3 separate regions of the Homo sapiens genome follow, and all the other regions are linked to region 2. A link is an interaction called in ENCODE POLR2A ChIA-PET data of the cell type or tissue named here. Cell type or tissue: GM12878. All regions are shown on one strand. Each heading gives the region's core, and the rest is flanking DNA. Links, peaks and the distances in the headings are about the cores only.

Region 1 (8,339 bases), core at 1,685-6,684, 130 kb after region 2:
GTGTCCCCAGACACCACTGGCGACTTGTACACGATCTCCGCCCCGTGGTCTGTCTTGGCTTTGGCGTTCTCGCGGAAGGTCAGCTTGTGGGTTTCAATCTGCAAGAAGAGGAAGGGAGGGAGGGTGAGATGAAGTGCCAGAGAAAGACCAGCCCTGCCAACTGCCCTGCCAGGCCTGGCCCAGAGTGCCAGGGACTGTTTTTTGTTTGTTTTTGAGACAGGGTCTTGCTCTATCGCCCAGGCTAGAGTGCGGTGGCACAATCTCACCTCACTGCAGCCTTGACCTCCCAGGCTCAGGTGATTCTCCCACCTCAGCCTCCCGAGTAGCTGGGATTACAGGTGCATGCCACCACACCTGGCTAATTTTTTGTATTTTTAATAGAAACGGGGTTTTGCTATGTTGCCCAGGCTGGTCTTGAACTCCTGGACGCAAGCAATCTGCCCGCCTCAGCCTCTCAGAGTGCTGCCATTACAGGCGTGAGCCACTGCGCCTGGCCAGGAGCTGTTGTTTTTATTGTCTTCCAATTGGTAATACCTGTGCCCACTCCTTCCCTGACCTGCCTCCCAGGCACCCAGGTACCCTCCCCAGAGACAGTGATCATTTTAAGTTTCTTGTGTACCCTCCAGAGATATTCCACACATAAACAAACACGTGTGAGTGTATAGATACACAGGCTGCTTAGTATTCCGTCGCCACGGATGTACCAAAAGGCATCTACTCCTCTGTGGATGGATGTGTAGGCTGCTCCCGCCTTTAGTGATTACAGGCAATGGTGTGTATGAACAACCTCAGATAAATAAACCCGTATGAACATCATGTCACACACGTGTAAGTGGGTCCTAGAAGTGAAGCTCTTAGGTCAAAAGGCATGCACATTTTATTTTAATAGATATTGCCAGATTGCAAAGGAAAATGTGGAAGGAGAAGCTGGAGAAGATCAAGGATGTCTCCCACAGCCACTGATGCCCAGACATGAGCCACACATTCCTCCTGTTTGCCAGTGACTGATGAGTTTGGAGGGGCAGCAACTGTGGGCAACACTGGCAGGTGGGCCACAAAACATGACATGACAAAGGCCTTTTTATGTGTGGATGGGTGGATGGATGACTGTCTAGCGACTTATCTATCCATCTATTTATCTATCTATCTATCTATCAATCATCTACCTATCTACTTGCCCAGGCTGGCCTCAAATTCCTGGGCTCAAGCAATCTTCCCACCTTAACCTCCAGAGCAACTGGGACTACAGGCTCATGCCATCGTGCCTGGCTGAAGCCCTTTTGAAAGTAGAGAAACACATGACCTAGCCAGGAGTCCCAAAGGATACCAGGAAACACAGAAGCAGAAAGTGTTCACTGGAGAAGTGAGCAGTGCACAGCAATTCCTGATGACCCTGAAGTGGCCGACACGGTCATTCTCAGCCCTTTTTGGGTCCTAGGCTCTTTGAGCATCTGGTAAAGCCAAAAATATGTGTGCACATGTCCATCCACACTCACACACAGCCATTTTCCATATAATTTTAGGAGTCCATGGATGCGGGGTGAAGGGCCCCTATTGCAGGGGCTTGAATGGGCGTAGAGAAAACCAGGTTCGCATTTAAGCTAGATGCATATTTTGTTCATTTGGGGTCACTACTTTGAAAAAAGGATTGTTCTCTATTACTGTATACTGTATTTTATCTTTTTTTTTTTTTTTTTTTTGAGACAAAGATTCACCTTGTCACCCACGCTGGAGTGCAGTGGCACGATCTCAGCTCACTGCAACCTCCGCCTCCGGGATCAAGCAATTCTCCTGCCTCGGCCTCCCAAGTAGCTGGGACTACAGGTGTGTGCCACCACACCCAGCTAATTTTTGTATTTTTTGTAGAGATGGGATTTGGCTGTGTTGGCCAGGTTGGTCTTGAACTCCTGATTTCAGGTGATCTGCCTGCCTTGGCCTCCCAAAGTGCTGGGGTTACAGGCATGAGCCACCATGCCTGACCTGTTACTGTATTTTCTTGAAAGACCATTTAATACAGGCTTTGATAAAAATATTTATGTTAATGTTTTTTGAAGTGTTTTTTAAGACATTCCTGGGAATGTCCAAAAATCCCCAAACTGAAAGGAACCCAGGAGGCTGGTGGTGTGCCCCACTGCTTGTTAGCAATTTTTCTCAATACACTGGGAAAACAGGGGACTAATGCTGCGGGGATCCCCAGGACCAGGATGGTGTTTTCTGAGTAGGGGGCAGGGCCCTGCCTACCCTTCCTGAGCTATCACATGGACGAGTTTGAAACAGAAGGAGCCAAGAAGCTGAGACTCAGCGTGGCTCTAACTCAGGTTCTTAGAGGACTGCAACGCACCAGGAACCTTCCAGAACATTGTCTTTTTTGGGTCTCACAACCACCCCGGGACGTAGGTACAGCATTTCCATTTCATCTTGCTGAAGGAGAAACTGAGGCTGAGAGGATTTGCGGATCTTGACTTTCAAAGCAGAGTCAAGCCCAGAGCTTTTCCTAACACAGAGAAGCTTCCAGAGACTGTGAGGGGCCTCCTTTCACCCAGGAAATCACCAATGCTCAGGCCCTATCCAGACCCACTCAGTCAGACTGTGGGGATGGGGCCAGGCCCAGATATCTTTAAAGTGCCCCGAGGCTGGGAGGCCCTGCCTTAGACCAGGGGAGGCCTGGGGTTAGAAACAGCAGAGAAGCTTACTGCTTCCCCAGATAACTGGACCTGGCCCCCACATCTCTTGAGGCGGACAGCCTCCTGGTCCCTCCTCGTTTTCTCACTTTGGATAGCGACCCAGCCGCTGAAAAGTATCCCTGTCGCGCAACCCGAGAGCTCTCGGCCAGCTACGGGCCAGTGCCCTCCCCTGCCTCAGGGCGTGTCTGGAGGTAAGGTCTGCCCCAGGCCACAGTTCGCAGCATCTGCAGCAAGGCTGTATCAGCAAACCCTTCTCACAAAACTACATTGTTAGACATTAATCACAAATACAAGATGAGGGTGCCCATCTGTTCAGAACCAGAGGCAGTGGCAAGAGGGGAGGGCGGGGACTGGCCAGGGCAGGGGTCTCTCAGCTGCTACTTGAGTGGCCTGGTGGAAAGACGGCCCGGCTGCCACTTCCACCCAACTGGGCCACCATGAGAAGCATACTTTCTCATGCTGACTTGGGTCTCAGACCCTATACCCTTTCTGGGACGCCCTGATATGGTTTGGCTGTGTCCCCACCCAAATGTCATCTTGAATTGTAGTTCCCACAATTCCTACATGTTGTGGGAGGGACCTGGTGGGAGGTAATTGAATCATAGAGGAGGGTCTTTCCCGTGCTGTTCTCATGATAGTGAATAAGTCTCCCGAGATCTGATGGTTTTATAAAGGGGAGTTCCCCTGCACAAGCTCTTTTCTCTTGTCTGCCACCGTGTGAGACAAGCCTTTCACCTTCCACCATGATTGTCAGGCCTCCCCAGTCACGTGGAACTGTGAGTCCATCAGACCTCTATCTTTTAGACTGCCCAGTATCGGGTATGTCTTCATCAGCGGCGTGAAAACGGACTAATACAATCCCTTTTCCCTCCACCACTCCCCAGTCAGCTGCTGGGAGACCCTGAAGGTTGGAAAGTGAGCCACTCCCAGAACTTCAGGCTGGGTGTGGGCCTGAAACCCCAGAGGGTGCTTGGCTGCGCTTCTGCAGAAGAGAAGCAGCAGCTACCAGACCGCATCCTGTGCCAGGCCTAGACAGAGCTCACCCAGCGCCACACACACCCTCACTGCACAGACACCCACAGCAAGACCTAGAGACTAGAAACTGCTGGGGACACCAAGGCCCCAGCAGCCTCATGTGGATACTTCCAAGACAGGCAGGCAGAGGCTTTGCTGAAATCAGGATTTCGGCATCATTGTTTTGCTCTAAGTGCCTAGTAACCCATTTAGAAAATTAGGTTATGTTCCCATGACTTGTTCTTGGTGCGCCACAGCTGACTGGGGATGTCCACTTCCTTTTTTAGTTGCCTGCAAACATCAGGGCCTAGGACAGTGGTTCTCGCTTTTTTTTTTTTTTTTGTGAGATGGAATCTCACTCTGTTGCCCAGGCTGGAGTGCAGTGGCACGATCTCGGCTCACTACAACCTCTGTCCCCTGGGTTCAAGCAATTCTCATGCCTCAGCCTCCCAAGTAGCTGGGATTACAGGCACGCACCACCACACCCAGCTAACTTTTGTATTTTTAGTAGAGATGGGGTTTTACCATGTTGGCCAGGCTGGTCTTGAACTCCTGACCTCAAGCCATCTGCCCACCTTCGCCTCCCAAGGTGCTGGGATTACAGGCATGAGCCACCGCACCCAGCCAGTTCTCACTTTTGACTGCACTGAAGAATCACCTGGGAGCTTTAAAAACTGCAGTGACTTAGGCCGAGCACTGTGGCTCACACCTGTAATCCCAGCACCTTGGGAGGCCGAGGTGGGCATATTGCTTGACCTCAGGAGTTCAAGACCAGCCTGGGCAACGTGGCAAAACCTCGTCTCCACAGGAAATACAAAATATTTAGCCAGGCATAGTGGCAGGTACCTGTAGTTCCAGCTACCTGGGAGGCTGAGGTGGGAAGATCACCTGACCCAGGGAGGTAGAGGCTGCAGTGAGCCGAGATCATGCCAGTGCACTCCAGCCTGGATGACAGAGGGAGACTGATATGGTTTGGCTGTGTCCCCACCCAAATCTCATCTTGAATTGTAGCTCCCATAATTCCATGTGTCATGGGAGGGACCCAGTGGGAGGTAACTGAATCATGGGGGCGGGTCTTTCCCATGCTGTTCTCATGATAGTGAATAAATCTCATGAGGTCTGATGGTTTTATAAATGGGAGTTCCCCTGCACACGCTCTCTTGCCTGTCGCCATGTAAGAAATGCCTTTGCTTCTCCTTTGCCTTCCGCCATGATTTTGAGGCCTCCCCAGCCATGTGGAACTGTGAGTCCATTAAACCTCTTTCCTTTATAAATTACCCAGTCTTGGGTATGTCTTTATTAGCAGTGTGAGAATGGACTAATACAGAGACCCTGCCTTAAATACATAAAAATAAATAAAAACAAAAACTCCAGCAACCGAGCTGCCCCTGAGACCCATTGGTCAGCCTCTCCAGGTTGGGGCCCAGGTGTGAAACGTGCTAAAGCTCCAGGTGATTGAGACAGGCAGTGGAGACCCACTGGATGCTGCTGAGGGCCCACATCCAGCCAGTCAACACAGAAGCCTCTGTTTTCCTCCTCTGGGAACTGGACCAGCCTTTGTCCACTCAACTTGATTAATGCCCATATACCCAAGGGCAGCATCCAACCCACCCTACCCCCTTTACCTTTTTATTTCCTCCGCCAGGGACGTGGGTGATATTGTCCAGGGACCCAATCTTCGACTGGACTCTGTCCTTGAAGTCAAGCTTCTCAGATTTTACTTCCACCTGGCCACCTCCTAGAACACAACACACACAAGAGCATCTTGCCATCATCTTCTGTGGTTCTGTGGACTTAACATACATTACATGAGGTCTGCAGTCTACAGGGCAAAGTGCCAGGGGCTGCTGGGGCACAGCAAAAATTAGATTGGGTGCCACTGCTCTGGAGGGAAGAAGACAATGACAGGACTTCCAGGTTTGCAGCAGGACTTGAACCAGGGCCAAGCAAGTGGTTCCAAGTAGAGACCAGCCTTTAGAAGTAGGTAAGACTCCTTTAGAATGGTGTTTGGATACAAGTAAGTCCTTGCAAAGCTCTTGAAAATAGTTTGCTTCATCTATATAATCAAAGTGTGCATCAAATATTTACACTGTAAACTCTTCTTCTTGAGATACTGCAAAAGTAAATGACAGCTCAGCCCAGGAAAAATTACTCTAAATATACATTGGTTGGCTTCCAGTAAGTAAAGTCTGTTTTTTTTTTTTTTTTCTTGAGACAGAGTCTTGCTCTGTCGCCCAGGCTGGAGTGCAGTGGCATGGTCTCTGCTCACTGCAAGCTCCGCCTCCCGGGTTCATGCCATTCTCCTGCCTCAGCCAACCGAGTGGCTGGGACTACAGGTGCCTGCCACCACGCCCAGCTAATTTTTTGTATTTTCAGTAGAGATGGGGTTTCACTGTGTTAGCCAGGATGGTCTCAATCTCCTGACCTCCTGATCTGCCTGCCTCGGCCTCCCAAAGTGCTGGGATTACAGGCATGAGCCACTGCGCCCGGCCCATTAAGTGAAGTCTTTTCTATATCAACATCCTGTAAACCATGACCCCACAAGACCTTGGAATTAAATTGAATGTCAAAATGCACACTAAATAAGAACCCTTTCAGGCCGGGCGTGGTGGCTCATGCCTGTAATCCTAGCACTTTGGGAGGCCGAGGCAGGTGGATCACCTGAGGTCAGGAGTTTGAGACCAGTCTGACCAACATGGTGAAACCTCGTCTCTACTAAAAAAAAAATACAAAAATTAGTTGAGCATGGTGGCGGGCACCTGTAATCCCAGCTACTTGGGAAGCTGAGACAGGAGAATTGCTTGAATCCAGGAGGTGGAGGTTGCAGTGAGCCGAGATTGTGCCATTACATTCCAGCCTGGGCAATGAGAGTACAACTCCATCTCAAAAAAAAAAAAAAAAAAAAAAAAAAAAAATTAGCCAGGCATGTTGGCATGTGCCTGTAATCTCAGCTACTCAGGAGGCTGAGGCAGGAGAATCACTTGAACCCAGGAGGCGGAGGTTGCAGTGAGCCGAGATCGCACCACTGCACTCCAGCCTGGGAACAGAAGAAGGGTCCCTCTCTAAATAAATAAATAAGGACCCTTTCTCCCTCCTGACGCTTGACACCATGCCCAAGCATGGGACAAGGCATGAGGAAGAGACAGCCCACAGGACTTTCCAGGGAAAGATGACAAAAGCAGCTCCCAGCTGCTCTCACAGCTGGGGTGGTGGCACCACTTGTGGAATACTTTCCACAGGGAGACTAAATCCCACAAAGTGTCCAAGGGAGCCAGAAAATAAGGAGTCACATTCTAGACTGAACTTCTCATGGCCTTCTCTTCCCACAGTAAGGGTTCAAGTAAAAATCAGCCCTGAATAGGGCCTAAGGCAGAAGTCCCCGCTCTGGACTCTCGGGGTGGGGTGACAGAATCTATAGCTGTGTCGTCCGATATGGCAGCCACTCTTCCTCAACTGTACCAGCCATGTTTCAAGTGCCACATGTAGCTAGTGGCTACTATACTGGACAGCACAGATACAGAATATTTCCATCACTGCAGAAAGAAGTATAGACAGCACTGATTTCTTTCTTTCTTTCTTTCTTTTTTTGCTGAGTCTCACTCTGTCACCTAGGCTGGTATGCAGTGGCGCGATCTTGGCTCACTGCAAGCTCCGCCTCCCAGGTTCATGCCATTCTCCTGCCTCAGCCTCCCAAGTAGTTGGGACTACAGGTGCCTGCCACCATGCCCGGCTAATTTTTTGTATTTTTAGTAGAGACAGGGTTTCACTGTGTTAGCCAGGATGGTCTTGATCTCCTGACCTCGTGATCCGCCTGCCTTGGCCTCCCAAAGTGCTGCGATTACAGGCATGAGCCACCGCGCCTGGCCGACAGCACTAATTTCTACACAGTGTGAGGTGGGGAGGGGAGTAAGCATGGTTCCAGTAGGATCACTTTCTTTTCTTTTTCTTTCTTTTTTTTTTTTTTTGAGACGGAGTCTCACTCCCTCACCCAAGCTGGAGTGCATTGGCACGATCTTGGCTCACTCAGCCTCTGCCTCCTGGGTTCAAGTGATTCTCCTGCTTCAGCCTCCCAAGTAGCTGGGATTACAGGCATGTGCCACCATGCCTGGCTAGTTTTTGTATTTTTAGTAGACATGGGGTTTCGCCATGTCGGCCAGGCTGATCTCCAACTCCTGACCTCAGGCAATCTGCCCACCCCCGCCTCCCAAGGTGCTGGGATTATAGGTGTGGGCCACCACAGCCGGCCCAGAGCATCATTTTCTGTTTAAACAAAGTCACAGAGGGGACATGGCAGTGACCCAGGGTTCCTGTGCTGTAGCTGCTGCCGATGGTGAAGTGTCTCCCATGTTGGCTGGGGACCAAGCTCATGCATCCATATAGCTGAACCTCGAGTCTGAGAGGCCCTGTGGACAGCTTGCAGGGAGAACAACGGGTTAGGGGTTAAGGCCAGCATCTCGCCTCCCTCTTCACCTTAAAAAATATATTTTTTTAATTTTTGTGGGTACATAGTTAGGTGTATATATTTATGGGGCTCATGAGATGTTTTGATACAGACACACAATGTATAATAATCACATCATGGAAAATGGGGTATCCATCCCCTCAAACATTTGTCCTTTGTGTTACAAACAATCCATTTAT
Region 2 (8,339 bases), core at 1,401-6,400:
TCATTAGTTTTTAGGTAACATTTTAATACAGAATAAGTGTGTCTTGGTCTTATTAACAGTGCTATGTTATGTAAAGGAATTTAGTTGTAGGAATATTTTCTTTGAAACAATAATACCTGTTTTTTTATCTCTTGATTGTAAAGTGCTGTGGGAAATACAGAGATGACTTGTAAATAAATTCTGCCCACAGGCTTAGGGGATCTAAGATATAATTCACTGTGGTAAAAGATACAAAGCAATCATTGTCAGAAAAGATACAGATTAAGTGCCATAGAAGTTCTGCTGAAGAAGAATTTCTGGGTAAAGGGAAGGAGACTTCTTAGAGGATAGATGGATTTTAGTTCTAGGTGGTAGTGTGGGAAGCAAGGGAGATGTAGGTGTTTAGAGGGAAAGAAGAAAGGACATTCTGTATACAAATTGAGCAAAGGTTTGGAATTAGAGCAGTATAAGCAGCCACAATCATGGAATACAATTTGGAATCTAGTATGAGAAAAAGGAAATGACCAAGGTTAATGAAGATTATACTCATGGAGGAAGCCTTTGAGTATCAGGCCAAGGAATGTTAAGTTCTATTTTTTTTTTTTTTTTGGTAAGGAAAGTGACTTTTATTTTTTATTTATTTATTTATTTTTGAGATGGAGTCTCGCACTGTTGCCCAGGCTGGGGTGCAGTGGTGCGATCTCAGCTCACTGCAAGCTCCACCTCCTGGGTTCACACCATTCTCCTGCCTCAGCCTCCCGAGTAGCTGGGATTACAGGCGCCCGCCACCACACCCGGCTAATTTTTTTTTTTTTTGTATTTTTAGTAGAGACGGGGTTTCATCATCTCTACTACTAGCCAGGATGGTCTCGATCTCCTGACCTCGTGATCCACCCGCCATGGCCTCCCAAAGTGCTGGCATTACAGGCGTGAGCCACCGTGCCCAGCCAAGGAAAGTGACTTTTAAATCAGAAATCACATGATCTGTGATGGAATTTAGGAAAGTTGATATTAGTTGGTTGGATTAGCACAATCAACAGACTATGCCCTGTATGCCAAATGCAGTCTAAGGCAAGTTTTTGTAAGTAAAGTTTTATTGGAACACAGTCATACTCATTCACTTGAATATTGTCTGTGGCTGCTTTAGTACTATAATGGCAAGAGTTGTGTAGTTGAGACGGAGACTGTGTGGCCTGCAAAGCCTAAATATTTGCCATCTGGCCCTTTACAGAAAAAGTTTGCCAACCCCTGGATTAGAGGAGTGGAGGCAGAAATCCTGTTCATTGTTGTTCTGGTTAGGGTATAAACCCATGCCTTCCTGTCAAATGAAATGAAGGCCAGAATTGTGATAGCCCTAGTAGAAAAAAAGAGGCAGGCTGGGCGCAGTGGCTTACGCCTGTAATCCCAGCACTTTGGGAGGCCGAGACGGGCGGATCACAAGGTCAGGAGATCGAGACCATCCTGGCTAACACGTGAAACACCGTCTCTACTAAAAATACAAAAAATCAGCTGGGCGCAGTGGTGGGCGCCTGTAGTCCCAGCTACTTGGGAGGCTGAGGCAGGAGAATGGCGTGAACCCGGGAGGTGGAGCTTGCAGTGAGCCAAGATCATGCCACTGCACTCCAGCCTGGGCGATAGAGCGAGACTCCGTCTCAAAAAAAAAAAAAAAAGAAAAAAAGAGGCAAGAATGGGTGAGATAAAATAATTTTTTGAATTTGGTAACTTGATTAGGTTAGGAGTCTAGGGAGAGGGGAGGAATTTTTTTTTTTTTTTTTAAGTGTAAGCAACAGGCCAGGTACGGTGGTTCATGCTTGTAATCCCAGCACTTTGGGAAACCGAGGTGGGCAGATTACTTGAGATCAGGCGTTCCAGACCAGCCTGGCCAACATGGTTAAACCCTGTCGCTACTAAAAATACAAAAAAAAATTAGCAAGGCATGGTGGGTGCTTGTACCCAGCTGTTCAGGAGGCTGAGGCAGGAGAATCAATTGAACCCAGGAGGTAGAGGTTGCAGTGATCTGAGATTGTGCCACTATACTTCAGCCTGGGCGACAGAGGGAGACTCCCATCTCAAAAAAAAAAAAAGGTAAGTGAAGGAGGATGGTGATTTGGGTTAGAAGAGGCTTTTAATTGTAAGCCATTCAGCATGTGAACTCGTAAAAATGACCTTATGTTAAATAATTAGTTCAGAGCGCTGATCTTGAGAGATAGGAACGTTTCCTGTTTTTGATAAATGATAGGTTACCCTTGTTTATGGTTAGGGGTGGGTTTTTGTCATGGTCCAACCAGGTGATAGTTATATATGTGAACATATTAAAATTGTTTTTAATGTTTAAATTCTAATCCTTAAAATGTGACAGAACTGATTTATGTTCCTCCTCTCCCAGTTCTCTTCAAATCATGAGAGTGACCCTCTTAAAAACTGCTTTCTTTCGGGGGAGCGGTTGTTGAGAAGAATCATGTAACTATGTAAAAAGCATGTCTGTTTGGTACACTATTTGCTAATGTCAGAAGTGTTAAATAGAAATAAAATTTCCACCATAGTAGCTAATTATTATTTAGTGTGTGTCAAAACTGTGTGCTAATTACTTTTTATAAACCATCGCCTTTAAAGTCTTATAACTTTTCTATGAAGTAGGACGTTTGTGTCCCTACCTCCTCTGTTTTACCATTGGGAAAACCAGGGCCCAGAACGAGTAACCACACAAGTTCCACAGCTACCAAGGTCAAGGTTATTTCTACCCTAAATACACATCTTTAAATTTTATATTCATCAACAACCTAGTACTTAAAAATTCAGATTCCTAAGCCTTTCAAGGGTTTTGCCTGTGATTCTATTTTTGATCTTTGTACCAAACTTCGAGAAAATACCGTCATATAGTCTTCTATTAACAGCAGTTGCCTCATGTGGAGAACACCTGAATTTTACTTACAACTTCTTCCAATGCTGACCCATTTTGATTTTTATAAACATTTTGAAATATTTGTTAAGTTGGTCAAGCAAGAGATAATGTGATTATGTAGTATCTTATCAGTTGAGATCTTTCTCTCTCTCTCTGCCTCTTTCTCTCTCGCTCTCTTTTTTTTTTTTTTTTTTTTTTTTAAAGAGTCTCACTCTGTCACCCAGGCTGGAGGGGTTAGTGGTATGATCTCTGCCCACTACACCCTCTGCCTCCTAGTCTCAAGCAATTCTTCTATCTCAGCCTCCCGAGTAGCTGGCACTACAGGCGCATGCTACCACATCTGGCTAATTTTTGTATTTTTTGTAGAGACAGGATCTTGCCACCTTGCCCACACTGGTCGTGAACTCCTGAACTCAAGTGATCCACCCACCTTGGCCTTCCAAAGTGCTGGGTTTACAGGCATGAGCCACCACCCCAGTCTGGTTGACGTTTTTCACCTCCTTCTCTTTACAGCATATTCAGAAATTTTAAACCAGTAATACGAAATACATATATTGGTTGATTTTTCTGTTGTATTTTAAGCATATTGACTTTTTAAATCGGATCATATTTTTGCATGCAAGTACTATGGCTTTTCAAGGTCATTCTGATTTGAAACAACACATTTCTTAGTCAATTCATTGGCTCTTTACCCCCTTTTAAAATTTTTTATTTTTTATGTGATTTATTTATTTACTTATTTTTAGTGATGGAGTCTCACTGTGTTGCTCAGGCTGGGCTCAAGCAGTTCTTCTGCCTCAGCCTCCTGTGTAGCTGGAACTACCTAAGGATGTGCACCACTGTGCCCAGCCAGATCTTCACCTTTTCCAAAAAAAGAAACATCTAAATGTGAAACCTTTTAGGCCTGTCAACTTCTTTTTTTTTTTTTTTTTTTTTTTTTGAGACGGAGTCTCGCTCTGTCGCCCAGGCTGGAGTGCAGTGGCGGGATCTCGGCTCACTGCAAGCTCCGCCTCCCGGGTTCACGCCATTCTCCTGCCTCAGCCTCCCAAGTAGCTGGGACTACAGGCGCCCGCCACTACGCCCGGCTAATTTTTTGTATTTTTAGTAGAGACGGGGTTTCACCGTTTTAGCTGGGATGGTCTCGATCTCCTGACCTCGTGATCCGCCGGCTTCGGCCTCCCAAAGTGCTGGGATTACAGGCGTGAGCCACCGCGCCCGGCCTCAACTTCTTGTGATAGACACATACAGAATTTTTCAGCTACTCTCTGCCTATGGGGTAGCCCTACCTTGCAGGAGCAGTCCAAAAAAAATTTTTTTTTTCAATTTAGGATCAGTGTAGAGGAAAGAGCCCTGGACTATCATAAGACTGAGTACCAGCTTGGCCAGTCAGTCACTTTGTGACCTTGATTAAGCTATGTAACCTTTTCAAATTGATTTCCCTCTCTGTAAATAGAGCTGATAAGATGGCTTGCCCTGTTTCCTGTGGTTTTTAAAGAGGATCAAATGAGTGCGTGAAAGTTCTCATGAAAACTAGACGTCTATTCAAATATGAGGTGGTGGTATTCTCAGAAGGTCATAGATGAATGATGCATTTATTTTAGTGCTTTTCACAGTTTAGTCTCAATACTGAGTGCTTACTGAGGGGTTGTATGGAGGCACACTAGTTGTTTCTTTAGGAGATGTCTTTAGCTGCTAGAGTAGAGAACAAAAGAATGAGTAAAGAGGCTTCAGAAAAGCTAGTATGGGCTGGCACGGTGGCTCACACCTGTAATCCCAGCACTTTGAGGGGGCCAAGGTGGGAGGATCACTTGAGGTCAGGAATTTGAGACCAGCCTAGCCAACATGGTGAAACCCTGTCTCTACTAAAAATACAAAAAATAGCTGAGTGTCATGGTCGACGCCTGTAATCCCAGCTACTCGGGAGGCTGAGGCAGGAGAATCCCTTGAACTCAGGAGGTGGAGGTTGGAGTGAACCAGGATTGCATCACTACACTCCAGCCTGGGTGACAGAGAGTCACTCCTCTCAAGAAAAAAACAAGGAAAAGCTAGTATGGATGGAGCACCTCCATGCTCATTTCCTAGAGCTTATGTTTTGTTGTTTGATTTCCTAGTTCATAACAGAAGGGGTTTTGTAAGCTGACCTAGCTTGACAATCCTTTTTGGGTTTTTTGGTTTCAAACATGATCTTATAAAATTATTTAGTGCATTAAAATGTAGACCCAAGTAGCTGCTTAGCTCTTGAGAAAAGGCTGTGTTTCAGTTTAGCACAACAGTGTTTTCAGGAAGATAACTGTTCTAGATAGCTCTTTTTTTCCAAAATTCTTGATTAAGGTTTGGGGAATTTAGAATTATCTCCAGCTATTAAATTATCAAATTGGTTAAGTAGAGGTAGAAAGTTTATTGCATAAATCAGTAGATTTGTCTTCCAAAGAAGCTTATGAAATAGAAAGGGCCAGGAGGTATACCTGTAGTTGAAATATGGGATGGGCCCATAGAGAGTGAGTTGGAAAATGATAGTAAGTGGTTGAACATGGACTTTAAAGCATGGCATGCTCTGAAGTCATATTAGAAAAGTCCTTTGCTTTCATGCAAAACTAGTCTCCGTGGCTTTTCATTGTGTAGATCGGGTTAAAAGCAGAATATAAGAAGCAAGTTTTTGGATGAGATGATAGAACTTAAGTAGTACTTGTCTGTCAATCCTAAAAGAATTATTTCTGGCCAAATCCTCTCCTCTAACCACCAAATAAGGAGCTTGACTTCATTCTCACTGTTAAGAATCAGAAACCCAGTTTAGAATATCCAACTCCTGGTGAACTTTTAAAAATTAATATATATCTTGATACTTTATAATCTATTGTGTGGCATCCAACGAATGTGAGGTAATCTGGGGAGTTAGAAATGCCTTGCATTTCGTGTGGAAAAGGTGTAGTCGTAAGTTTGGCCTGGGAAGGTTAATACTGTCTTTGCACATAGAAAGCTAAGGGCAGTGTCATCATCATTTGTTTGTGAGGAGGGGACTGAAAAAGCAAAATCATCACTACTAGCCTATTCTAAAGGATCTTAATCCCATTACATTTTTCAGATTTTTTTTTTATTATGTAGTATCCCCTGGATATAATCTTTTTGGTGAAGGGGGATGTCTCTAATTTCCACGTGGTACCCCCTGTCATATACAGGTTATGTATCTGGCAGTCTACAGCTGCAATTCATGGCTGTTTATAAAATTTCACCAGAACTTGTCCTGACGTCCTTTTACTTTTGTAAATGATTAGAAAAAATGCTGAGCCTGAGTATGTATTTTTGTATTAAGAGTTCATTTAGAGAGTCCCAGAAATTGGCAGAGTTGATTCAACTTTCTGTGGTTTAAATTTGAATATGCAATTAGTAGACTGCTGGTATTTCAGAAGTTTGTTGTTGCAGGCCTCTTGTACTGAGGAGGAAATCTGGAATTTCTTTTTCTATTTTAAATTAGCGTTCATTCAACAAACATTTTTTGATTATCCCTAGAGTTTTGGCACACGATAGGAAGTCTAGAACTGTGCAGTCTCACCTGGTCTCGCAAGTAATGGGAATTTTTAAACTATGCAGGACTTAGAAGGTATACCTTCCCTTCCTTCAGAATGATAGTAGTAGTATAGTTATATCTTTCCTTGACCTAATTATAATTTTTCGTTTTCCCCCCCATGACAAAGTAATAAAAACTTGTAAAAAACAAAGAGCCACAGACATGTGAAACTTGTTTTACCTCTGCTGTTACTTGGTCTGTTGTAATGCCACTGTAGAAAATACTCCCTTTGTTTGGGGTAGCATAGGAAACATGTGATTTGGAATCAGACTTCAAGTTCTAGCTCCATAATTTTACTAGCTCTGTGGTCCTCGGATATCACTCAACCAATCTGGACCTCAAATTTTCTCATCTCTTCTACTGGGAAGATAACAACTTCTTTTTTTTTTTTTTTTTTTTTTTTTGAGATGGAGTCTCGCTCTGTCGCCCAGGCTGGAGGGCAGTGGCGTGATCTCGGCTCACTGCAAGCTCTGCCTCCTGGGTTCACGCCATTCTCCTGCCTCAGCCTCCTGAGTAGCTGGGACTACAGGCGCCCGCCACAACGCCCGGCTAATTTTTTGTATTTTTACTAGAGACAGGGTTTCACCGTGTTAACCAGGATGGCCTCAATCTCCTGACCTCGTGATCTACCCGTCTCGGCCTCCCAAAGTGCTGGGATTACAGGCGTGAGCCACTGTGCCCGGCCTTTTTATTTATTTATTTATTTATTTTTTGAGACGAAGTTTTGCTCTTGTTGCCCAGGCTGGAGCACAATGGCGTGATCTCAGCTCACTGCAACCTCTGTCTCGCGGGTTCAAGCGATTTTCCTGCCTCAGCTTTCTGAGTAGCTGGGATTATAGGCGCCTGCCACCACACCTGGCTAATTTTGGTGTATTTAGTAGAGACGGGGTTTCACCATGTTGGCCAGGCTGGTCTTGAACTCCTGACTTCAGGTGATCCACCTGCCTCGGCCTCCCAAAGAAGATAATGACTTCTACAGAACTGCTGAATGGGTACATATATGTAAATATTCTCACCTGACTTCTGCTTTTCCCTTTATTTCACTGGGAGGTATTATATTTTTAGTGTATCTTACGGCCTTTGAGGACTTCTTAGTTTGAGTATATTTTAGCTGTGTGCATAAATGTCTTTACAGTGTACTTAAGGAGTTGGATTTTTAGAAACTTGCCATATTTAGAAATCTATTGGATTGAACATAGTTTGAAAAGCAAAGTATAAGTTAATTCCTTTACTATATACTTGTACTATTCTTTTCATGGACTTTCTGATGCTTGCTGTTTGTGCACATAGGCTTTGCTTTTTGTATTTATTTATATTGTATGAATCTAAGAATAAAAGAGAGTGTGAACAATTCAGAAGACTACAGATATATCTTGTTAGGTTGCTTTCCAAAAGGTTCCCAGTTGTAGTCATACCAGCAGTGTAACAAGCAGGTTTTTTGTTTAACCACACTCCAATTAGCATGGAGGATCCTTTAAAAATATTTGCTAAACTGATAAATAAAAAATACTATCTTTACTTAAATTTGCATTGGGAAAGTATTAGTGAAGTTGAACATTCTCATATGTTGTAATGTTTTGTTTTGTTTTGTTTTGATACAGTCTGCAGTCTTGCTCTGTTGCCCAGGCTAGAGTGCAGTGGCATAGTCGTAGCTTGCTGCAGCTTCAACCTCCAGGACTCAAGTGGTCCTCACAAGTAGCTGGGACCACAGGAGTGCACCCTTATGCCCCCCTTATTAAAAAATTTTTTTTTCTTTGTAGAGATGGGGTTTTGCTCTGTTGCCCAGGCTGGTCTCAAACTCCTGGACTCAAGCAGTCCTCCTGCCTTGGCCTCCCAAAGTGCTGTGATTACAGGCATGAGCCACTGTGCCAGGCTGTTGTAATGTTTTTATGA
Region 3 (8,339 bases), core at 1,496-6,495, 570 kb before region 2:
CTGGTGAAAACGTTTTCCTATGCACCATCCCTTTACCCCCTAATTACCCTCCCACACTCTGTCTAAACCCCATCTATCCTTTCGTCCTAAGCTATCTGTCTCCCCACTGGACTGTGAGGTGGATAAAAGCTTTATTCTGTTCATGTTATGTGTAGTGCCCAGCACAGAACAGAATTCAGTAATGATGTCTGCTCTGTAGGTTCAATGGTTGAAACAACACAAGTTCCAATTCCATCTTGCCATAAATCACTTGTCTTCTCCTTTGGCACAGGATTTTGTATATTACGTATATATATTATTGATTCATTGTACTATTTTTGTATTATACTAGATTGCAAGCCCTCAGATGGCAAGTGCTGTCTTAATTACCTCTGTATCCTCATATCATTTAATATAATGCCTTATTAGAGAGTAATTAAGAAGTATTTACTAAAAGAATAAATTTACACATTTTAAATTCAAGTAGAAATATTAAGTGAGAAGTTGGAGATATCTGATTGAAGTCAGGGAATGGAAATCACTCTCAGGGCAGTGACTGCTGAAACCATGACAGAGGAAGCCATCTTCAAGAAGAAATGGCAGAAGAAGAAGAAAAAAAGGCCTAAGGATTGAGTCTTGGAGTGCTGCCTTATTCATTCACTCACTCAACAAATATTTTTGAATTCTTATTATGTATCAAGCATTAATGAAGGCACTGCAGAGGATAATAAATAAGACAAAAATAATCCTACTTTCACAAAAGTTAGAGTTGGGGAAGCAAGTCACATGTAATTATAACAAAGCATGACATTATTAGGCTAGGGGAAATACAAGATGATACGGGGGCACAGGGTAGGCAGTATTTCCCCAGTGCCTTGGAAGTTAGGCATAACTATGGGGCTTGCTTTGGTTAATGAAATATGAGGGGAAATACACCCCTTTCTGAAAGAAGCCTTAGGAGTCACTGCATGATTCACCATACTCCTTTCCCTGCCTTGGCTATCATGGAATCAGATGTAAGGCGGGGCCTCTATTATCTATTAGCTTGAGTCTCTGAGAAAATATAATGAACAGAACTCACTGTCTGAGCCATGACGGAGATATAGTAGTGTAAATAAAAAATAAACTTTGTTGTGTTAAGCCACTGAGATTTTCGGGTTGTCCTTTCATGCAGCATAACTCAGCCTATCTTGACTCTTAAATGGACTTAGGGAGTCAGGACAGTTTCCTAAATTTAGGAAGTGACACTTAACCTGAGACTTGAAGCATGAACAACAGTTAACCAGTGGAAAGGGTGGAAGAAAGTGTTCTAAGCAGAATATACTGAAAATTAGGAGACACAGAGATGTGAACATTCAGGAACACTGCAGGAACGGTCAATAAGAATTAAAATAAAGTGGTGTTGGTGTCAATGCAGTGGAGTGGTAGGTGAGATGAATTAGAAGAGGTGATGAAGGAACTTGGACGTAAAGAGTCTTACAAATTTCATGAGTTAAAATTTTACTGTAAAGGCAATAACAAGCCACTAAAGGGTTATAAGCAATGGACTGACATGTCAGGCTTATGTTTTAGAAACATTTTCCTGATTGTATAGAAAAGCATTAGAGGGGAATAATAGTTAATTGAGATTGTGGAGTTCTAGGTGAGAAATGATGGTGGCCAGGGAGTGGGTGTGCTGGTAAGTGGACAGAATCTAGAGATGTTTAGGAGGAGGAACTGAAAGAACTTGGTGAATGAATGGGTGTGGTGATGAAAGAGAAAACTGGAGTCAAGGATCTGTCCTGATTTGGCAACTGAAATAAAACACAGAGGTGAAGCTGGTTTGAAAATGGATCATGAGTACATTTAAAGAGCAAGAAGGGAAGGGCCTTTTATCTTCTCCTCCCCAAACACAGAAAAAGAGAAAATGAGAATAGGATATTTATTTCAGTCTCTTGATACACAATGATGGTTCCTTTTGGCTTTGAGTTGGTACATTCGAGACAACTGAAAAGCTCAGAAGCAGTTCTACAGCGGTTCTTTGCTACTTTTTTTGAAGATGGAACCGCAGCCAATGTGGTATCTTATAAACTCAGGTAATTTTAAGGAATCACTGAAAATAATGCTTTGCTTTTCAAAACATTTTTCAGAATTCTACTAAAAGCTCTGATGCCAGCATATAACTCTGACCATCAGGCTGTGAGATCATGGATTAGAGCCACAGGGACCTGGAACACCACAGCCTGGCTGGTTGCAGTAGTTCTATGTTTTTCCTTCTCAAAACAATGTACAGCTTATATGGCTGCAAGGACCTTACTCAGGACATTGCTTAGGTCTAAACTAATGATGACTTGCTACATGGTATGTAGTCTCACCAACTTATCTCAGACACTGTAATTCACAAAGCATTCCAAATCACTTCACAGTTGACTGCATGGCCTACACATAACATTTGAGAGGAAAAATACCTGCAGCAGTCACTTAATATCAAGTAGTGACGTTCTTGTTTTTTGCAGTCGGTCTCTGTGCTAATTACTATCAGAGGGAGAGGTGCACTCACAGCAAGCTCTATTAACACACCGACCATGACGAAGGCTGTGCAATTCCAGTTGTAACTTGACTAGTTTCAGGTAACCAGTCAACTGAAACTCCTCCGGGTAGCTACTCTGCTCTAATTTAAATACATACATACACACACATCCCTTTTTCTTCTCACACGTACATTTTCTTCCTTATCTAGTCACTAGTGTAACCTGTGCTCATAACTCTTCCCAGGATCCACGATTTCTGCCTAGTCTCCTCAGTCCCTTAGTCCCTTTCACCCTTTCTGGCCCAGGCCCCAGCAGAATTCTCACTAAGAAGATACTCAGAGTTGGCTGGCAAGTACGTGAGGTTAGCTGCCACAGGAAAATCCAAGTGAGATATTTACATACTAAGCCGGGAAGCTGCACCACAACTTTAGGTAGATAAATCCCAGCAGGAGGAGAGGTACTGGAAAGAAAGATGCGAGAAAAGTAAAATTGTACAAACTGCCCTAGCCAGACTAGTACAACTGAAGTGCCAAACTCACCGTGAGTTATAGCACACAGCAGGTCACACAGTGCTTGCTCTAGATCCAAAGATGCCCCAACACAGAAGATGCCAGGAGGACTGAGGCTGGAGGTAAGAAGGTAAGAACCGTATCTTACAGACTCCCCCCAAAATTAATCTTAAGAATGTAGGGATTTTGACGTGCTCTCGCGAGATTTGGGTCTCTTCCTAAGCAGGCGCTGCAAGTTCTCCCAGGAGAAAGCCATGTTCAGTTCGAGCGCCAAGATCGTGAAGCCCAATGGCGAGAAGCCGGACGAGTTCGAGTCCGGCCATCTCCCAGGCTCTTCTGGAGCTGGAGATGAACTCGGACCTCAAGGCTCAGCTCAGGGAGCTGAATATTACGGCAGCCAAGGAAACTGAAGTTGGTGGTGGTCGGAAAGCTATCATAATCTTTGTTCCCGTTCCTCAACTGAAATCTTTCCAGAAAATCCAAGTCCGGCTAGTACGCGAATTGGAGAAAAAGTTCAGTGGGAAGCATGTCGTCTTTATCGCTCAGAGGAGAATTCTGCCTAAGCCAACTCGAAAAAGCCGTACAAAAAATAAGCAAAAGTGTCCCAGGAGCCGTACTCTGACAGCTGTGCACGATGCCTTCCTTGAGGACTTGGTCTTCCCAAGCGAAATTGTGGGCAAGAGAATCCCCGTCAAACTAGATAGCAGCCGGCTCATAAAGGTTCATTTGGACAAAGCACAGCAGAACAATGTGGAACACAAGGTTGAAACTTTTTCTGGTGTCTATAAGAAGCTCACGGGCAAGGATGTTAATTTTGAATTCCCAGAGTTTCAATTGTAAACAAAAATGGCTAAATAAAAAGTATATATTCACACACACACAGAAAAAGAATGTATAGTCAGCCCAGTTCTATTATGAAGTTTCCTGTAGAACAGGTAAAATTATCAACATACATATATAGGGTCTTAAAGTTAGGAGGGAAGTCTGAAAGAGAAGGCTAAAGAAAAAACAGGAAGAACTGAAGAAGGAAACAATGTGGGAAAGAGTGGCATCAGTCAGCCTGTGTCTCATGAAATAACGGGAAGTCTACTCTAAAGGAAGGAAGAGCAGCTCTAGAAAACACAGAAGCCCGTTATGTCCACCTGTGCACATAATGAGATTGTCATATTAAACTGTAACCTCTCTTGCATGCAAAGGTGGAGGTACGACACAGGCTGGAGGGGTATGAGAGACAACCCAGAGTGTGGGGAGCCTGGGCTTAAGGCAAGAGTGTGCCACATGCACTCCGTGAGCACTGAGGGACAGGAGAAGCGGGGCTCTGCCACGCAGGGATTAGGGGCAGGTCTGAATGTGGTGCTCAAGGACACGGCAAGCTCTTAAGTCCCAGAGCCCACTCCTGGGATCTTCAGACAACTGGGGAGCCACCTGTGTGTGGGACAGGGGCAGCAGCTACGGGCTCCAGAGTCTACACAAGTGCAAATGGGAGCACACCAGCATTAGTTCCATTAATCCCAGCCTTTCGGGATCACAAGCCACAACAAGCATGCTCTCAGGAGATTCAGCCCTCCATCCTCTGGGACCTCCTTAGTGCCCTTAGGTAAGCAAAGCCAAACACTCTGGTTCTTCTGGGAGCTGAAAGAGTTCATCTCAGTTCTGAAGTACTTGGCGTGAAGTACCTAGTTAGTAGAAATCTGATGACTGTAGGAATCTCATAGCTTAGAAAATCCCTAATGCAGTAAATCTGTCAGCGATTAGTTAAAAGCATACTCTAATCATATTTGGTAGCATATAAAAACGTAAATGAGCAAATTCAAATGGGTGCTATCAGTAATAATCTCGTTTCTAAAAATAACTTGGGAGTAGACCAAGCAAACATTAGCTGTCTGCTAATGAAACTGCCTCAGGAAGTGGACCTAAACTTTTGGCAAAGCTCTAAAGCTTCCTGGAATGACCTTAAAATCCTTTATTTGTTCTCCCTGCTTTTCAGGAAAAAATCTTACATTTTCTCATATCGTGAGCCACAGAGAAGGGTATTCTTAATAATATAAAAAGTCACAAGGTCTGAAAGTTCTGCACCAGCCTCCTTTCTACGCCAAAGAGATACAAATGCCAAAAGACACAGTGTATTGAACAAAACAACAACAAATGCCCACCTCCCCAGCCATACAGGGACCTGTAGTCACTTCCGGAGTGCCCACTTCTCTCAGCTAATATATGCAAAAACTTCAACAAATCAGCTACATTATATATTAGGATGTTAACCAAAAACATCCAAATTCTGTTGCTTAGTAACTGCTGTCAAAAGATCCAATTTCCAGCTCTGCTCTTTGTATAGACTAAACCATGAAAAGAGGAGGATTAGGCATCACGATTCTGTTCTGTGCAGACTACAATTTGCAGTGGGATTTACAGGAGGATATTCAAAGAAGATTATTTCTTTCGTGCAAAGCTAGTGGAAAGGAAAATTTCTTCCATTAATTTTCAATCCTTTGAAAATAAGACTATATCATGTTATTAATGGGTACAGTTTTATAAATCACTGGTAGTTTTACTTAATTTTGTTCAAACAATTTAGTTCTATCTGATTGTTCTACTTCATCTCTACTGATTGTATACTCAGAAAGCATCAAGATTAGGTAATTAGTTAAAATCAAATTCTGCTTTCTTCTTTTGTTCATTTAATGGCACGAATAGAACTAGTAAAATAGATTTTTAAACAAGTATTGATGCAAAAATGGATAAAGGAATTAAAATTTAAAAATAGAATGAAGTTTGGGAAGCAAACGTAAAATAGGGGAGAAGGGGAAGGTCTGTGAATACTTCAAACATCTTAATGGAACATATGGTATACCCCCCAGAACGTGAGGACAATACCTCATACATACTTCAGCAGTTTTGAGGAGTTTATCCATGGAGAAAGGATTCACTAATAAGCAAATTAAGAGAAGTACAAGGTGAATTTTAAATTAATTGAGAATAAACTACTTTCACGTATTTTAGCACCATCCATTTGTGAAAAAGAGGCAATAGTATAATTATAATAAAATCTCATGTACTCATTAAAGCAAGCCTAACAGCCCTCTCTACTAAAACTCTTACCTGTTGGTTTAAGTAATAAAGTGGTAGGTAAAGATGCTCTATGAATTAACTAATTCAGACCACACATCTTTAACAAAAATTAATGTGTTACATATTTTTCAGTTTCACAGACTATTGTCATTGCAAAACATTTTGAAAAATCTTAAATTTGAGCATTTAGTCATTGAAATGTAGCTAAAGAAATAACTAAATGCCAACCTTCTGCTTATCCAACTGGCAAAAAATATTTTAATAATATCAAGTACGGGTGAGAATCCCAAGAAACTCATACTCTTATATGGTGAAGCTACAAGTGTAAATTAGTACAACATTCTGAAGGCGTAGGCTTTATAAAACCAAGAGCATTTTTTACCTAAGAGTTTTGATAGCACTATGTATCAAAAATCTTTACAATACTAATATTTTTACCTTAGCAATCCCACTTCTGAGAATTTGTCATAAGGAAATAATAAAAAATGTATGTATAATAATAAGTAAAAATAACCACTACACTTCATTGATTTCATATTATATCCCAGGCACTGTGACACTTTACAGAAATTACCATCTAATTCTCATAACCCTATAATGCAGCTATTAATATTATCTTCATTTGACAGATGAGAAAACAGTGGCTTATAGGTTAAATGACATATCCAAGGTCATTCGGCCGGTCAGTGTGGAGAGCTGAGCAAGCCCAAATTCTCGGTCATGTTATACTACTCTAGTGAAGAAAAATCTAATGAGAAAATGGGGGCAGTAATTTCCCTAGTTTGGTAGTCCTATGGAATACTGTTTTTATATAAATTTTAAATTTTTAGTTATGGCTACATAATAGTTATACATATTTATGGAGTACATGCACCATTTTGATACAAGTATAAAACATGTAACGATCAAATAAGGGTAGTTGTGAAACTCATTAAGCATGTATCATTTCTTTTTGTTAGGAATATTCAATTTCCACTCTTGTAGTTATTTTGATCTATACATAATTTTTTTTTTTTAATCAGCTTTCACTGAGCTTCAGGTGGGGCTGGCCCGGCATGGCCAGTATGGCAGGGTGCCCTCGAGGGCCAGTCTGTGGCATGACAAGAAATGCAGGGGTGCACGTGTTGGGGCTGCCCTTTGGCACTCACTGGGGTGGGTCAGGGGAGAGCAAACACCAAGGTTCTCTGGAGACCGGAACCAGCCAGTGCAGCCATTTGGCTTCTCCCTCAGGACCAGCTGTCAGTCCCCAGGCCCTGAGGTGGTGCCTGCATCCTAGGTCTGTGGGGCATTACTGGTGTCACTCTGAGGGAGAAAGATGGCCAGCTGCTCAATCAGGATGATGAGCAGGCTACCACCCACCACTAGCCCCAAGTAGATCTGGCAATGGATGTTCTCCCAGCACTTCTTCTGGGCCAGGGTCTTTGTTGTCTTGCTGAAGGCTGAGCTCATATCCAGGAGTTGGTCTGAACGCTGCTCCAGTTCGGTCAGCTTTCCATCATGCTCCAGGACCTTGTCAAAGTTGTTAAGCGTGATTTCCGTCACCTTGTTCGCTTGCCGCTGGCACTGCTCCAACTCTTTCCCTGCCACCGCCACTGCCACCAGGCCCACTCCCCGAACGACACATTATTTTATTTTATTTTTTAGATGGAGTCTTGCTCTGTCGCCCAGGCTGGAGTGCAGTGGTGTGCTCTCAGCTCACTGCAACCTCTGCCTCCCGGGTTCAAGCGATTCTCCTGCCTCAGCCTCCTGAGTAGCTGGCATTACAGGGCACATGCCATCATGCCTGGCTAATTTTTGTATTTTTAGTAGAGACGGGGTTTCACCATGTTAGTCAGGCTGGTCTCGAACTCCTGACCTCATGATCCCCCCACCTCAGCCTCCCAAAGTGCTGGGATTACAGGCGTGAACCACTGTGCCTGGCCCATGATTTTTAAGTATAGTTAATTTATTGTGCTGTCCAACACTAGATCTTATTACTTCTATTTAATGGTATTTTTGTTACCACTACCCTTCCCAGCCTCTGATAACCATCATTCTAACTCTACCTCCCTGAGTTCAATTGTTTAGTTCCCATATATGAATGAGGACATGTGATATTTGACTTTCTGTGCCTGGCTTCTTTCACTTAACATGAGGTCTTCCAGGTCCTTCATCCATGTTGTTGCAAATGACAAGGATTTCATTCTTTTTAAATGGCTGTGTTACAGTCCACAGTGTATATGTGTCACATTTTCTTTATCCATTCATCCACTGAGGGACATTCAGGTTGATT

The links. Peaks named below come from ENCODE experiments on the same cell type or tissue, not always from the same donor. Only the 100,000 strongest peaks of a DNase experiment are listed, where the experiment ranks them.
Region 1: POLR2A ChIA-PET joins it to region 2 with 7 read pairs; 4 of 35 experiments call an interaction of 5 or more read pairs at or near these places.
Region 3: POLR2A ChIA-PET joins it to region 2 with 5 read pairs; 2 of 35 experiments call an interaction of 5 or more read pairs at or near these places.

Annotation. Positions count from the first base shown.
Region 1 is chr17:46,015,715-46,024,053 of GRCh38, reverse strand. MAPT (microtubule associated protein tau) reads right to left here. Exons shown (of 13, transcript NM_001377265.1): 12 at 5,324-5,436; 13 at 1-98. Among named protein-coding and RNA genes, the nearest start is that of STH, 21 kb to the right of the region's middle. RefSeq lists an enhancer at 1-552. In GM12878, for the core only: no CTCF peak of the experiment used is centred there; a DNase peak (open chromatin) is centred at 3,803.
Region 2 is chr17:46,142,315-46,150,653 of GRCh38, reverse strand. All of the region lies in intron 2 of KANSL1 (KAT8 regulatory NSL complex subunit 1), which reads left to right. Among named protein-coding and RNA genes, the nearest start is that of KANSL1, 47 kb to the left of the region's middle. RefSeq lists enhancers at 1,046-1,545, 1,546-2,047 and a silencer at 6,625-6,825. In GM12878, for the core only: no CTCF peak of the experiment used is centred there; a DNase peak (open chromatin) is centred at 4,423; H3K4me3 peaks cover 2,195 bases; H3K27ac peaks cover 4,043 bases.
Region 3 is chr17:46,717,081-46,725,419 of GRCh38, reverse strand. All of the region lies in intron 15 of NSF (N-ethylmaleimide sensitive factor, vesicle fusing ATPase), which reads right to left. It also overlaps a transcript of LRRC37A2 not described here, the pseudogene LOC107985026 and the pseudogene RPS7P11. Among named protein-coding and RNA genes, the nearest start is that of WNT3, 97 kb to the left of the region's middle. In GM12878, for the core only: no CTCF peak of the experiment used is centred there; no DNase peak of the experiment used is centred there.